3 separate regions of the Homo sapiens genome follow, and regions 1 and 3 are each linked to region 2. A link is a contact called in ENCODE Hi-C or POLR2A ChIA-PET data. All regions are on one chromosome and are shown on one strand. The core of a region is the stretch at or near the end of the contact, and the rest is flanking DNA. Distances in the headings are between cores, read along the strand shown.

Region 1 (4,169 bases), core at 779-3,278, 180 kb after region 2:
GCACTGCGGGGACAGATGGGGTGAATAGAAGAGGTGAAGACCCCTGAGGTATTGAAGGTGGGGGACTAGGAGGGTGGGGCAGAGACAGAGAAATAAATGAGTTATGAGTTGGTTCTGGACATACTAAATTTAAGGTATCTGAGACCTCCAGGAAGCTGTAGAAAATGCCATTCTAGAGCTAGGAAGAGAGGTGGGGCGAGGGATGTAGGCTGGAGAGTGATTAGCTAAAGCTGGGATGCTGTGGGAGAAGAGGGGAGATGAGCCCCCAGGACAGAAGCCTTCTGTGAACAGAAGCCACAGGCTCAGCAATTCAAGCCTGAAGCTGTCTGTCAGTGCAGCTCTTTTCTTCCTCCTGGCCCTGAAATCAAGTGCTCCTGATTCGTGGCACTTTATCTCATCCTCTTGTCTCTGGAAAATATGCCAGGCTAGGTCTGGATCCCCACCCCATGCTCTTTGAGGTAGACTAAACCATGAAGAAGAAGAAACCAAGGACCTGCAGGACAGGTCTCAGTTCCCCACCCAGGGAGCTCCCAAAGCCAGAAGATACACAGGTGTGGGGTACCTGGTAAGTGAAGAGCAGAAGAGAAGAGAATCGAGGTCCCCAAGCTAGGACCCCTTCAAGCTCCTAGGCTGGGAGTTGGATCCAAAGCCTGATCTGACAGTGTGCAATAAGACCTGGGATTCAAGGTTTGATACTGGCATAAAATCTTTCTTCTTTTCTCCCTAAACTGCTTGGGTGGGTGGATATTATGTGTCCCAAACTGTAAGTGAAATTGCTTTATAGGGAAAAGCTGATTCTGGATAAACTATCTAAACCTGTGAAGACAGAAGGAGGGCAGGAGGGGAGGAACCAGAACAGAGAGTGAGGGATGGCCTGGACTAAGCGGCGTGTGAACAAGGATGTCTTGGGTGAGTTCCAGGTGGTCCTGGAGGAGGTCGTCTCTCTGACCCCTCCCTAGGGGAAGTCCTTATGGTTTAGAGAACTTGGCAGCCAATATCTAGAATCCCTACCAGGCCCATGAGAAACTAGTAAAAAGGGTCTGTTCCCATGCAAAGAGGCAAGGGACTCTCAGCAGGGAAGATAAGGACACTCACATGACAAGGGTGTTTGTTGAGAAGGACAGGATGAAGTACCTGAGTCTGATGATTGAAATGACTTGGCCATAACCTCTTAGTGGCTTGAGCTGGATGGGAAGGGAGGACTTCATTTACAGTTAGTGCTGTGTGTCTTCCCTTACATCATGTGCCATCAAGATCTCAAAGGGCCTTGAAATAAGAGTTCAGCTTGTGGTGATGAGACTAGCAGAGAAAGCTCTGAGCAGGACCCAGGGGGCCTGACTCCTTGAATCTGTCTCTACTGAGCTGTGTGACTGGGGGCAAATCCTCTTCCCTCTCTAGACTTCAGTTTCCAGCCTAGGAACCTCTTAGGAATCTGTGACACATTCTCTTCTTGCATTCCAATTGGGGTAAGCAGTCAATTACCAAATATTTCCTAAACAGGTGGTTCCTAGATTGCAGCATATATGAGAATCACCTGGGAAAAGTATTAGAAAAGCAGAATCCAGGGTCCCATCTCCAAAGATTCAGGAGCCAGTAGCTCTGGAGTAGGGCCCCTGAAACTCCATTCTCAAAGAGTAGTTCTGGTGCAGGTGGTTGAGGCCACCTTGATGCAACACTGAAGGTTTCAGATGCTACAGAGAAACCAGAGAAGTGCTGAGTGAGGAAAAGCACCCGTCCTCAAGAGATTTCCAGTTTAGATGGGGGAGACAGGACCCAATCCCAAGAACAGAATATCCTCAGTGACAGATGAGAGAGAGGTACAAGGTCAAAGAAACAGGTCATGTCCTTTACCAAGCAGTTATGAGCAGAGCTTCCCAGGTGCCTGGCGCAGAAACGGTGGCAGGAGGCATGTGTGGCAGAGACAGCTAAATGCTCACCACAACCTGCTTCCTTTTCTACCAGGGCTCACAGCTGTACTTCACTTCCCAACCTCCCCTGTGGTTAGGTGTGGCCACGTGACTGAGTTCCAGCCAATGGCCCGTGGTTGCAAGAAACACCCACCATTTCCGGGTCTGGCCCACAAGCTTCCCATGTGTTATCCTGATCCCCACCTGCCAATCTAACTTTTTTAAGTAAAGGGGGAAATAAACCTCTGATTATATTCAATGACTGAAAAGCAGGGGTTGTTTCAAGTTAGTCCATCCTGATTGTACAGGATGCAAGAGAGAAGATGCAGCAATTCAACCCAAGCAGTATTTGGTCAATACTGGCTTTTTTTTTTTGAGACAGAGACTCGTTCTGTCGCCCAGGCTGGAGTGCAGTGGCACGATCTTGGCTTACTGCAAGCTCCGCCTCCCGGGTTCACACCATTCTCCTGCCTCAGCCTCCCAAGTAGTTAGCCTGCCACCACGCCTGGCTAATTTTTTCTATTTTTCAGTAGAGATGGGGTTTCACCAGGTTAGCCAGGATGGTCTGGATCTCCTGACCTCGTGATCCGCCCGTCTCGGCCTCCCAAAGTGCTGGGATTACAGGCATGAGCCACCACGCCCGGCCAATACTGGCTTTTGTAACCAAGTACTTGATGTTGTTGGACCTGAAGGAGATGCGAGTTCTGATCTTATAGGACGGACAATACTGGGAAGGGCCAGAGGAGGCAGCGGGCAGTGAATCCCACGAGTGTGGAGTTCGGACGGCATCTCTAAATGAGGCTATCTGGAGGCTGTGCCAGTCTGAAATCTCTTCTGGGACTAGTCTTGGGCCATGTAAGCCTTTGAGACAGCACATAAAAAACAGTCAAATGGGCCAGTGGTTCCAAAGATTCTAGTTTTATTTTTATTGCTGAAATTTGGAGCTAACTTATTTTTAGTAATCTTTTCTTTTCTCTCATGCCGAGGTGGTGAGGGGCAGGTGCCATGCCTGAGGCCTGGGTGTGCCTGCTGCTAGCAGAGAGATGGGGACCTCCCCAACTGTCCCAGGGCTGTGGGGTTGGCTAGTGCCCCTGGAGTACCACAGGGATCCTGTCCAGGGAGGAGCTGACTGGCCAGGCAGGAGGAGATGGAACAATTACAGGCAGGGAACAGGGAGCAGTGTAGGATCTGACCTCCAGGACCCTCTTCCTCTTGCATCTTCCTTGAAGAAAAAGAATTCAATGGTGTCACTGTAGACCCAAGAAAGCCTAGGCAGATGGGGGCATGGGAGTGTGTTTTCTATGTACTTAAGTATAATATTTAACTATAGGCCGGGTGCGGTGGCTCACTCCTGTAATCCCAGCACCTTGGGAGGCCGAGGTAGGGGTTCACCTGAGGTCAGGAGTTCAAGACCTGGCCAACATTGTGAAACCCTGTCTCTACTCAAAAAAAAAAACACAAAACTTAGCTGGGTGTGGTGGTGGGTGCCTGTAATCTCAGCTACTCAGGAGGCTGAGGCAGGAGAATTGCTTGAACCTGGGAGGCAGAGGTTGCAGTGAGCCGAGATCGCGTCATTGTACTCCAGCCTGGGCAACAAGAGCAAAACTCCATCTCAAAAAAAAAAAAAAAAAAAGAAAAAGAAAAATATTTAACTGTAGATATAGTCAACCTTCTGTTCTTTGTATCCACAGAGAAAAACACACATGAGGAGGAGTCTCCAGTGGGAAGATAGAGGTTTATCTATTAACATATTTCAGTTGTAGGATAGACACCAAGAAGAACTTTTAAGTCACTAAAGTTGTAAGATTACAGGGACTACCTGCTAAAATCAAGTGTAGGGTCAATGTCCCCTTAGCTAGCATGCCTTAAGGAATGGAGGGATGGGAAGGACCTTTCAAAACCTGACCCAGCCTGAAGTTGAGTGTTCCATTTTGTAGAAGGTTCTGAGAGGACAAGACCTACGGTCTATCCTGGGTCATCTACTGAGTAGGAAAAGACCAAGAAGAAGAGAACTTGACAAGGAGTCCTGGAGGGGTGTTAGTCCTGGCTCTACCCAAACAGATGTGTGGCCTAGTGACGTCCTTCCACCTCTCTGGGCCTCAGTTTCTCCATCTATAAAGCGAGGTGCTCTGACATTCTGCAAGCAGAAAGCTGTATTGTCCTCAGAGCACTCACCCCAATGCTCTGGGCCGGTGCCAGAGTCCTGGGGTCCCAGAGCCTGTTTAACATGCCAAGAGTTCAGAACGCCTGTGTTCCCGCTCA
Region 2 (4,086 bases), core at 1,032-3,531:
TGACTGGGAGCACGAGAAAGGAAGTGTGGCCTCCACACAAATGAGACAATGAATTTCAGAGTGCCATAGCTGGGGCCCTTGGACAAATAAGCTCCCCATAATAGGAGGTCTCTGGGGCACATGTTCATGGGTGCCTCAATAATAATTCCCATTTTACCGGTTGACAAGCTGAGGCTCAGAGAGGACAAGTCATCTGCTCATAGTTGGGACCCAGCTTAGAGTAACTCCAAAGATTTATCTTTGTGCCATATGCAACTGAGCTACTGACCACCACATCCCAAGCCATCCCCAAGACTGATGCCTCAGATTCGGTACCCAGCAGAGGGCTGGGCACACAATCAGTGTCACATTGGGAGGCAATGTGGCTGAGCTCCTGTCTAGTGAGCTCCTGTATAGTGGGTCCTGCATGTGTCCTGTGTGCCCCACAACACCTACAACCCGGAGTCAAAGCCGCCTCCTCCTCCCTGCTATTCCTAACCAGAGGCGTGCCTCCTCTGTAACTTCCCACAGCACTCTGGGCCTCTCTTACAGCACCCACCAGAGTCAGCCTTATGTCACTTATGTTATGTGCACACTTGTCATCCCCCACAGGCATTTGCATGCCAGTCAGAGAAGCAGGTAGCCCGGTCAAGATCAAACACCAGGAGGCCAAACAAGGCTGAACCTCAGATTTTTGTCTTTGAGCCATTCTGCCTACATGCCCAAAATGTATGCAAATAACCATAATTGAGTGAGCAGGGCCACTGATATGGGGAGATGTTGAAGGAATCCCCTAAACCCCTCTACAGCTGACTTTTCCACTCGCCCACAATGTGGCCAAGGGTCTACATCTATCAGTTTTGGGAAGTGCTATAAATGCCCTTTTACTCTCGGCTGACTGACTCTACCCCCAGATTTGCTGCTGACAGCAAACCCTTTCGTAAAGCTCTCACTTGGAAAGCAATATGCAAAGTGCATTCATTCATAAATCGATACTGTCTTTTTGGCAGTCCCTATCAAAAACTAAAATGTGTATACCCTTAGATCTTGCCATTCCACTACTAGGGATCTATACTACAGAAATCCTTACACACACACTCGAAGATACTGTACAAGATATTTGTGAGATCTATATAAATAGTAGAAAAAGGGGGGGAGGGTAGTCCTTCAGTGCAAATGAGGTTAAAAGACAAATAAAAAAGAAAGGAGGTGAGAAATATCCATCCACAGCAGATAAATTGTGGTACATCATACTATAAAATACTCTGCAACTATTTAGAAAAAGAATGATAGTTCTATGAGTTTGATCATGGAAATTCACAAGATATGCTAAGTGAAAAAAGCAAGCTGTATGTTGTTTCATGGGTATGAAAAAGTCTGTCAGTTGCACAACAATGTGAACATACTAGTGAAGTTTACAGTTAAAAATGTTTAAGATGGTAAATTTTCAGTTAAGTGTATTTTATCACAATTTTTTAAAAGCAGGTTGCAGAACAATATGCCTAATGATTCCATTTGTACTTGTTATAACTGCCAAAGAAACTTCTCAGTTGTGCTTATAAGTATATTTGTATCTAGATAAATTTTCAGAAACTTTTTGGATAAAAATTTCAAAAAAAATAAAGCTGTTCAATGAAGTTTTTTCTGGAGAGGGAATTGGCATCACTGAGGTGGAGACGTTATAAAGAGAAAGGTTCACGCCTCACTCTGTATGTCTATATATGTACATATAATGTCTTGTTTGAGTTACTAAAATTACTTGTGTTAATTTTCCTTTAGATGCTTTCATCCATCCAACAGATACTAAGCACCTACCCTGAGTCAGCTGTCATTTTCAGAGCCTGAAATAAGCCGATCAGACTGAATTTCTCGTCTACCCTTTCTCTTCCTTGCACACTGGCTCAAAGAATGCCTGGCTGTCATCCTTCCCCTCCTGCCCTCGACCCTCCTGTGGGTGGGTAGGGCTAGAGTCTCACTATGAGGACCATTTCCTTAGAATAGGTTTGTGACCAGAAAAGGAGACAGCTGAGTGCCAGAAAACCAAAGGCCCCTCTAGGTCTTACTACAAATACCAGGTCTCTCTGCACCACAGACTCCAGCTAACCAAGGTCTCTGTCTTAGACTTAGATGAGATCGTGGTTTCTTTCAAAAGTAAACCTTTGACTGGTGAATTCAGAACCACATGTCTCCAGATCAGAAGGTAAGGGCTAGGAGAACTCAGCTCATTCTGAAACTTGAGGCCTTATTACCCCAAGAGGCAGTAGCTGTTTGAGGAACAAGAGACCCACAGCTGCCTGGACAGAGGAAGGAGCAAGATCACGTTTCACACACTCGGACAGCAGTAGTCAGAGCTAGTAACTGCCCGGGGCTAGGACCAGAGCCACCCAGACAGGATGCTCATTTGCATAACTTGTACAGATACTTTGCATATCAGGGTCCTGGAAACACTACTACCCTAGGATCAGAGAGGTTGAGACTAGTATTTGGTCACACAGGACCTCAGAGACAAAACCAAAACCAAGGGGTGGGGGAGGACTTAGGAAGGGAGGACTCATGAAGGGGGAAAGTGGAAAGTCAGTCCTGGTATTTCACTTGCAAATCCTGGCAGGGGTGTGGGATGGCAGTAGGAAACTTTACTGTCCCTGAGAGCAAGAAAGTTATGCAAACAAATGCATTTGCATGGCAGCCCTGGTCCCTAAAAATGACTTATCAAACACAGGTTCCACCACCTTGGCAGCCCCACCTGAAATCCTGCAGGCTTGACAGCCAAAAGACTTCCTGGCCAGAGGCTCTGGGCAGTAACTTACCTTCCAAGCAATTATGACTCCCTCTAGAGGAGACAAGTAAATTCCAAGGTAATTCTGGGTTCCAGATGGTGGTGTGTTAAAAATGGAAAGGGTGGACGCCAAGTATATTGACATTTTTGTGTGTGAGTGCCAGGGAGGCTCCCAAGGGCTCCACTTTTAAACTGAGTGGAGTAAGAACCATGAGGACAAAGGGATGAGAAAGGCCTTTTAGTGGCAGAGGGAAGAGGGGCAAGGAAGCCCCTAACAATTGCTCATCCTGCTCTTCCAGGAGGGCTCTCAATTTCATGTAATGTCATCATTTTCCATGATGATTCAGAAAGTGCCTAACTACAAAAGATCTAAGTTTAAGGTGTACCACTGTAACACTTTTTAAAAAATTAATGAATTGAGTGAAACGTGGCAAAAGCCCCATCAGCCCACATCCCCAAATTTTGTTTTTCAGGGAGCAAACATCATTTATGAGGCAAATCCAAGTTGGAGGGGCTGGAAAGGGAAAATGGACAGAAAACACCAAGGGCACCCCACAGAGAGGAGTAAATCAGATTTCCATGAGCAGAACCCATGAGGGGTCAAAGGTCAAGCTAACGAGATGAGCAGACAGACAGCAGTTCAGACCACAAGACAGGAGGGGTGAACCTGTTGGAGAAGGAAGGATCTAGCTCTTGCAGAGAGAAGTGAGAGCAGAAATGCAATGGGGAAATCTCCATCATGCTATTCCATTTTCTGCCATCAAAACTGTCAGTCAGGTGCCAGCTTGAAGGGCTGCTAGGAAGCTCTCCTGGGTCTCTAACAGAATAGCTCCACCTTATGCACTCCAACCACCTCTGCTCCTGTTCTGGAGAGCATCAGTTCTTCTGTTACAGCGATGCCCGCCACTTCTCTATGCTGAGCTCCACAAAGGCTAGACCCACTTCTGGACTCATCTGTGTGTCTCCGAAGTCCTAAGCACTGGGCATGACACAGAGGAGGTGCTCAAGATGAGCTGAATGTTGAAAATGTGACATTTTTACTCTTGGATAGTGGCTGAAGGTCTTCTTTTTAAAGAGCAGCCTAGGCTGAAAAGGCCAAGGCACTGACCTGTCTGAATGGTGGCCCAGAGCCCAGGGGGCAGTCCTATCTTTCCACACGAGTTGCACTTCCCCCACCTTTCCAAGTCTTGGCACAGCCTCATTTAATCTTCACATGCCTGGGTGGGGGAGGACTGAAATCCTCCCCAACAAGGCATAGATGTGAGATCTTCGTCCAGAGGACGAGGATCCAGGGTGTGGTTTATTTTGTCATTTTGGTTTTTTCACCTCAC
Region 3 (4,246 bases), core at 1,644-4,143, 240 kb after region 2:
GCCAACGTGGTGAAACCCTGTCTCTACTAAAAATACAAAAATTAGCTGGGCGTGGTGGTGCATGCCTGTAGTACCAGCTACTTGGGAGGCTGAGGCAGGAGAATGACTTGAACCAGGGAGTCAGAGGTTGCAGTGAGCCAAGATCGCACCACTGCACTCCAGCTGGGCAACAGAGCGAGACTCTGTCTTAAAAAAAAATAAATATATAAACATAAATAAAAATCTTTGAAGCAGTTTGGAAGTGAACCCAAAATGACCAGTTGCAGCAATCCTGTGAGGATACTGAAGCAAGGTGGCTCCATGAAAGCAAACGGTGGTTCCAGTAGGAGGGTGGCCTGGCCATGGTTGAGATCCATCCTGTCCTTAGACTGGCTGCCCTGGCCTCAGCTCTCAGGGTGGGTGTGGAGTGGGGTGCCTGGTCCAGTGTACCACGCACTGCCAATTGGCCTCTGTTGGGCCATTCACATGCCCTCTGCAGGATCTTTGTAAACTCTGCCTCAGTGTTCTCAAACCTGAGCTGGTGTGAGAATCACCAGGGAAGCTCATCAATAATACAGATTCCTGAGCCACACCCTTACGGATTGGATTCAGGAGCTGAGTGGGATCCCAGAATATGTGTTTTGAAACCAGGACACCAGTCTCAAGAGAGGAAACTGTGTGGATTCTGGGAGAGAAAGAGAGATATAGCCCTGTAGCGCCCTGCCCTCCAGAACTGACTGTACTTCTTGCCTGGGTTCCTGGGACAGGCCCCCTCATCCTTCCAGTTAGGCCCCCTTTTAGCTTGGATCAGCCTGTTTTAAGAGGCTGCTAGCCATGAATCTGAATGCCACATGGAATCTTCCCAGATATCTGTGACTGATCTGAGCCCCCGACTCAGCCCATACGAGACAAGAACTTGTTTCCTCTACCTACCCTGTGCAGGGGCTCATAGCTGAATGAGGTGGGGAGGGGATGGGGAAGGTGAGCGGAGTATGCAGAGAACTATTGTGTTAATAATACTGTGTTTGGGGCCAGTGCGGTGGCTCATGCCTGTAATCCCAGCCCTTTGGGAGGCCGAGGTGGGTGGATCACCTGAGCTCAGGAGTTCAAGACCAGCCTGACCAACATGGAGAAACCCCGCCTCTACTAAAAATACAAAATCAGCCGGGCGTGGTGGCACACGCCTGTAATCCCAGATACTCAGGAGGCTGAGGCAGGAGAATCGCTTGAATCCGGGAGGCAGAGGTTGCGGTGAGCCGAGATAGTGCCATTGCACTCCAGCCTGGGCAACAAGAGCAAAACTGCGTCTCACATAATAACAATAATAATAATAATATTGAGTTTTAGGCACTTTATGCACATAGCTAATCTATTCCTACCCACAACTTTCCACTCACCACACGGGCACCGAGGAGTAGTATCTTTAAAATACCAGTTGGACTTGACCTAAAACCTCTCTGTGGTCCTCTGGGGTAAAGTCCAAGTTCCTCAGTGTGGCCTGCAAGGACCTTTTGGACTGGCTCCTCCCTTTCCACAATACCAGCATCCTACTTTAACCTACTCTCCAGTCATATAGAAATACTAGTAGCTCTTCCCATGCCTGTGCCACTGCTGCTCCCACGGCCAGGAATGCCTCCCACACCTTCTTTGCTAGGTATCACCTGCTCACCTGCTAAGACCACTTTGGATTCACCTGTTCTCAGTCACTCCCTGACACTTAGGAAGTTTCCCAGCCTGACCTAAGCACCCTCCCCTGTGAGGATGGTGACTCAGGACCACACTGGATGTTTGCATTCCTAGCATAGCACCTCCTCCATGATGGGAAGCTATCTGTGGCATACCTGTCTTCCCCCATAGAGGTGAGCTCCCCATGAGCCAGAAAGGTGGCTTAGTCACCTCTGTAGTTCCAGCATCCCGTGGGCCTGGTACACTGTAAGGGCTCAGATCATGTCTGGTGAACTGAATGGGCTCTTTTCATTTTAAGTGTTATGTTAGGAATCACTGCAGAGAATGGAGAGGTACATTAAAGAGGTCTTCAGACACCTGAGGATCTTATGGGTTGTTCTGGGTCTTGGTCCAGTTCCTCATTTCCTACTGAGATGGAATCAGCAGCTCTGCAGAACCTCAGATCCAGGGAGGCACTGATGTCAGCAGCTCTGCCTTGCATAGAAATGAACTGAAGCCACTGGGCGTGGTGGCTCACGCCTGTAATCCTAACACTTTGGGAGGCCAAGAAAGGAGGGTTGCTTGAGCTCAGGAGTTCAAGACCAGCTTGTGCAACATAGTGAGACCTCATCTCTACAAAAAATATAAAATTAGCTGGGTGTGGTGGTGCACGCCTGTAGTCCCAGCTACTTGGAAGGCTGAGGCAGGAGGATTGCTTGGTCCTACAGTGAGTAGTAGTGGTGATCGCTTGATCACTACAGTGAGTCGAGGCTGTAGTGAGCCAAGATTATACCATTCCACTGCAACCTGGGCAACAGAGCAAAACCCTGCCAAAAAAAAAAAAAGAAGGAAAATTAAAAAAAAAAAACAACTGAACTGAAGCCTTTGAGTGAGTTTGTCCGCCACATCTCATAGGCTTTGCTCATGAGATCATACAGCCTGGATCATATCATCTCCCAAAAATCTGTATTTGGCATTCAGGGATCCCCTGGCTCCTTCACTGAGCTCCACCAAGCACATGGGGTTTTGCAAGCTGTTGCTGCCAGGGAAAACCCATTGTGGGACTTCCCTGAAGGGCCACTCATGGGCTGGAAGTGTTGGCCAGAAATTCAGGCCAGCAGAGTGGACGAGAGGTGGTCTAGTACCCAGGAACATCAAGGCGGCAGCTGGTCTCTGAGGCCCCAGGACTTGAACCCCTGGGCTTAAGTGACTCCACGGGCTTGAGGCCCAAATAACAAACACAAAGCCACTTGGACCTGATGCAAGGAAACAACCTCCAGCCACCTTCCCCCAGGCCTTTAGAGTGCTGGTCTTTGCACAGAGAAGCACCACAGAGGACAGAAGCCTCCAGGACTCACCCTTCCCCATTTCTGGCCCTACCAGGTGAGTAGAGTGGCCTCAGGATGTGGGGGCTCCCATGAAGATGGACAGGAAGGATCTCTGGGGTTATTTCCAGTCAAGCATAATGCTGTCTTCACGCTTCGAAGCACACAGTGGGGCTTCCCACTCGTCTCTCTCTCCTACTGGGGCTACCTTACTGCATTTCCCCTTCCCCTTCCTTCACCCACCCAGGTAGGTGGGTAGTCCAGCTCTGGTTTATGGGAAGGCTGGAGGTAAATTTGCAAGCAGTTTGCAAAAGTCAGAATGCCTTGCCCAGGCACCACTCTAGATTCTAGACAAAATGAAGGAATGCTTAAAATAACCCATAATACTATTCAAACCCACTATTTAGGACATAGCCTAGGTTTTGAATAGCTGTGGAGATGGGAAAAAAGCAGTAGCCACTTAGATGGTGGGTTTGAAGGAAAAAAAAAAAGAAGAATACCTTTCTCCCTAAGTTCCAGGCCCCTCACACAGCTTTCCAAATGATGCGGGGGCAAGAGAATGGAAGGAATGGGAAGGCACCCCTTGGGTTCTTCCTTGAAATTAGGGCCCATTTAGGGGAAAGGCAGAAATCAGGACATGACCAATTCCCACCCCCATTTCCCAGCACTTCTCACAGATCCCCGCCCAGACCCCACTTGGTTGCCAAGCACACCCAGCTGAGAGCCCTGCCTTGCAGACACAGCCCAGGGAGAGCCACCAGAAACAGAAGCAAAGGCCACATTTATTCCACTTCTTGAAGGTGCAGGCCTTGGACCTGCCCAGACTCACAGTCCTGGCTGCATGTCCCAGGACCAGCTGGAGCCTCAGAGAGTGAGGGAGAGCCAAAGGGGCCCCAAGACACTGGCACTGGCCTTGGCCACCCATTTTCTCAACTTTAGGCTCAGTCAGACCAAGCATAGAAAGAACAGGAGGCTCTCTATGTTGCCTGAGGCTGGCAGTGGTGACCCTCAGAAATCACAAGGGAGCGGAGAGAGCTGTGTTCAACATGAAACGCTTGAAGAGGAAGGAAGACTGTGATGAGGTCGTTTGACCTACTGCCCTGGGGAAACCCCAGGAGGCCTCCTCTCCTGTTGGCTAGGGAGTGAAGTCCTATAAACCAGAGGGAGTGGGAAGGCGTATGAGAGCTTCTTCTCCCCACGGCCCAGCCATGGGCATGGAGGAGCAGTACCTGAGCCTAGAGAAGATAGAAAGGTCAGCCAGGCAGTTGCTGCCACAC

What was found. Hi-C counts contacts between places; a loop is a spot of excess contacts on that map. ChIA-PET counts read pairs that join two places held with the same protein, here RNA polymerase II (POLR2A). Pooled maps may share reads with other maps.
Region 1: a loop to region 2 is called in a pooled map, with 10 times the contacts of the local background. The contact joins two enhancer-like sites. A Hi-C loop is called at or near these places in 4 of 50 pooled maps. POLR2A ChIA-PET finds 5 or more read pairs at or near these places in 5 of 52 experiments (GM12878, H1, OCI-LY7 and 2 more).
Region 3: a map of K562 shows a loop between it and region 2 (2.6-fold over the local background). The contact joins the promoter of IKBKE-AS1 here to the enhancer-like site in region 2. A Hi-C loop is called at or near these places in 4 of 168 maps with a recorded cell type or tissue (K562, ascending aorta, astrocyte of the cerebellum and 1 more) and 12 of 50 pooled maps.

The regions. Positions count from the first base shown.
Region 1 is chr1:206,561,035-206,565,203 of GRCh38, reverse strand. All of the region lies in intron 2 of RASSF5 (Ras association domain family member 5), which reads right to left. LOC124904494 (a long non-coding RNA gene) reads right to left here. Exons shown (of 2, transcript XR_007066831.1): 2 at 2,810-4,169. Among named protein-coding and RNA genes, the nearest start is that of EIF2D, 49 kb to the left of the region's middle. Within about 2 kb of position 2,028, at least 9 of the 41 ENCODE cell types and tissues checked have a DNase peak (open chromatin) inside an H3K27ac peak, as active enhancers do; they include GM12878 and OCI-LY7, where a contact is called at or near this core.
Region 2 is chr1:206,737,871-206,741,956 of GRCh38, reverse strand. No RefSeq gene overlaps it. Among named protein-coding and RNA genes, the nearest start is that of IL19, 31 kb to the left of the region's middle. RefSeq lists enhancers at 281-390, 481-530 and silencers at 2,297-2,406, 2,437-2,486. Within about 2 kb of position 2,281, at least 5 of the 41 ENCODE cell types and tissues checked have a DNase peak (open chromatin) inside an H3K27ac peak, as active enhancers do; they include GM12878 and OCI-LY7, where a contact is called at or near this core.
Region 3 is chr1:206,496,375-206,500,620 of GRCh38, reverse strand. IKBKE-AS1 (IKBKE antisense RNA 1) reads left to right here and starts at 2,893. Exons shown (of 2, transcript NR_172918.1): 1 at 2,893-3,027. IKBKE (inhibitor of nuclear factor kappa B kinase subunit epsilon) reads right to left here. Exons shown (of 22, transcript NM_014002.4): 22 at 3,732-4,246. RefSeq lists an enhancer at 2,799-2,948.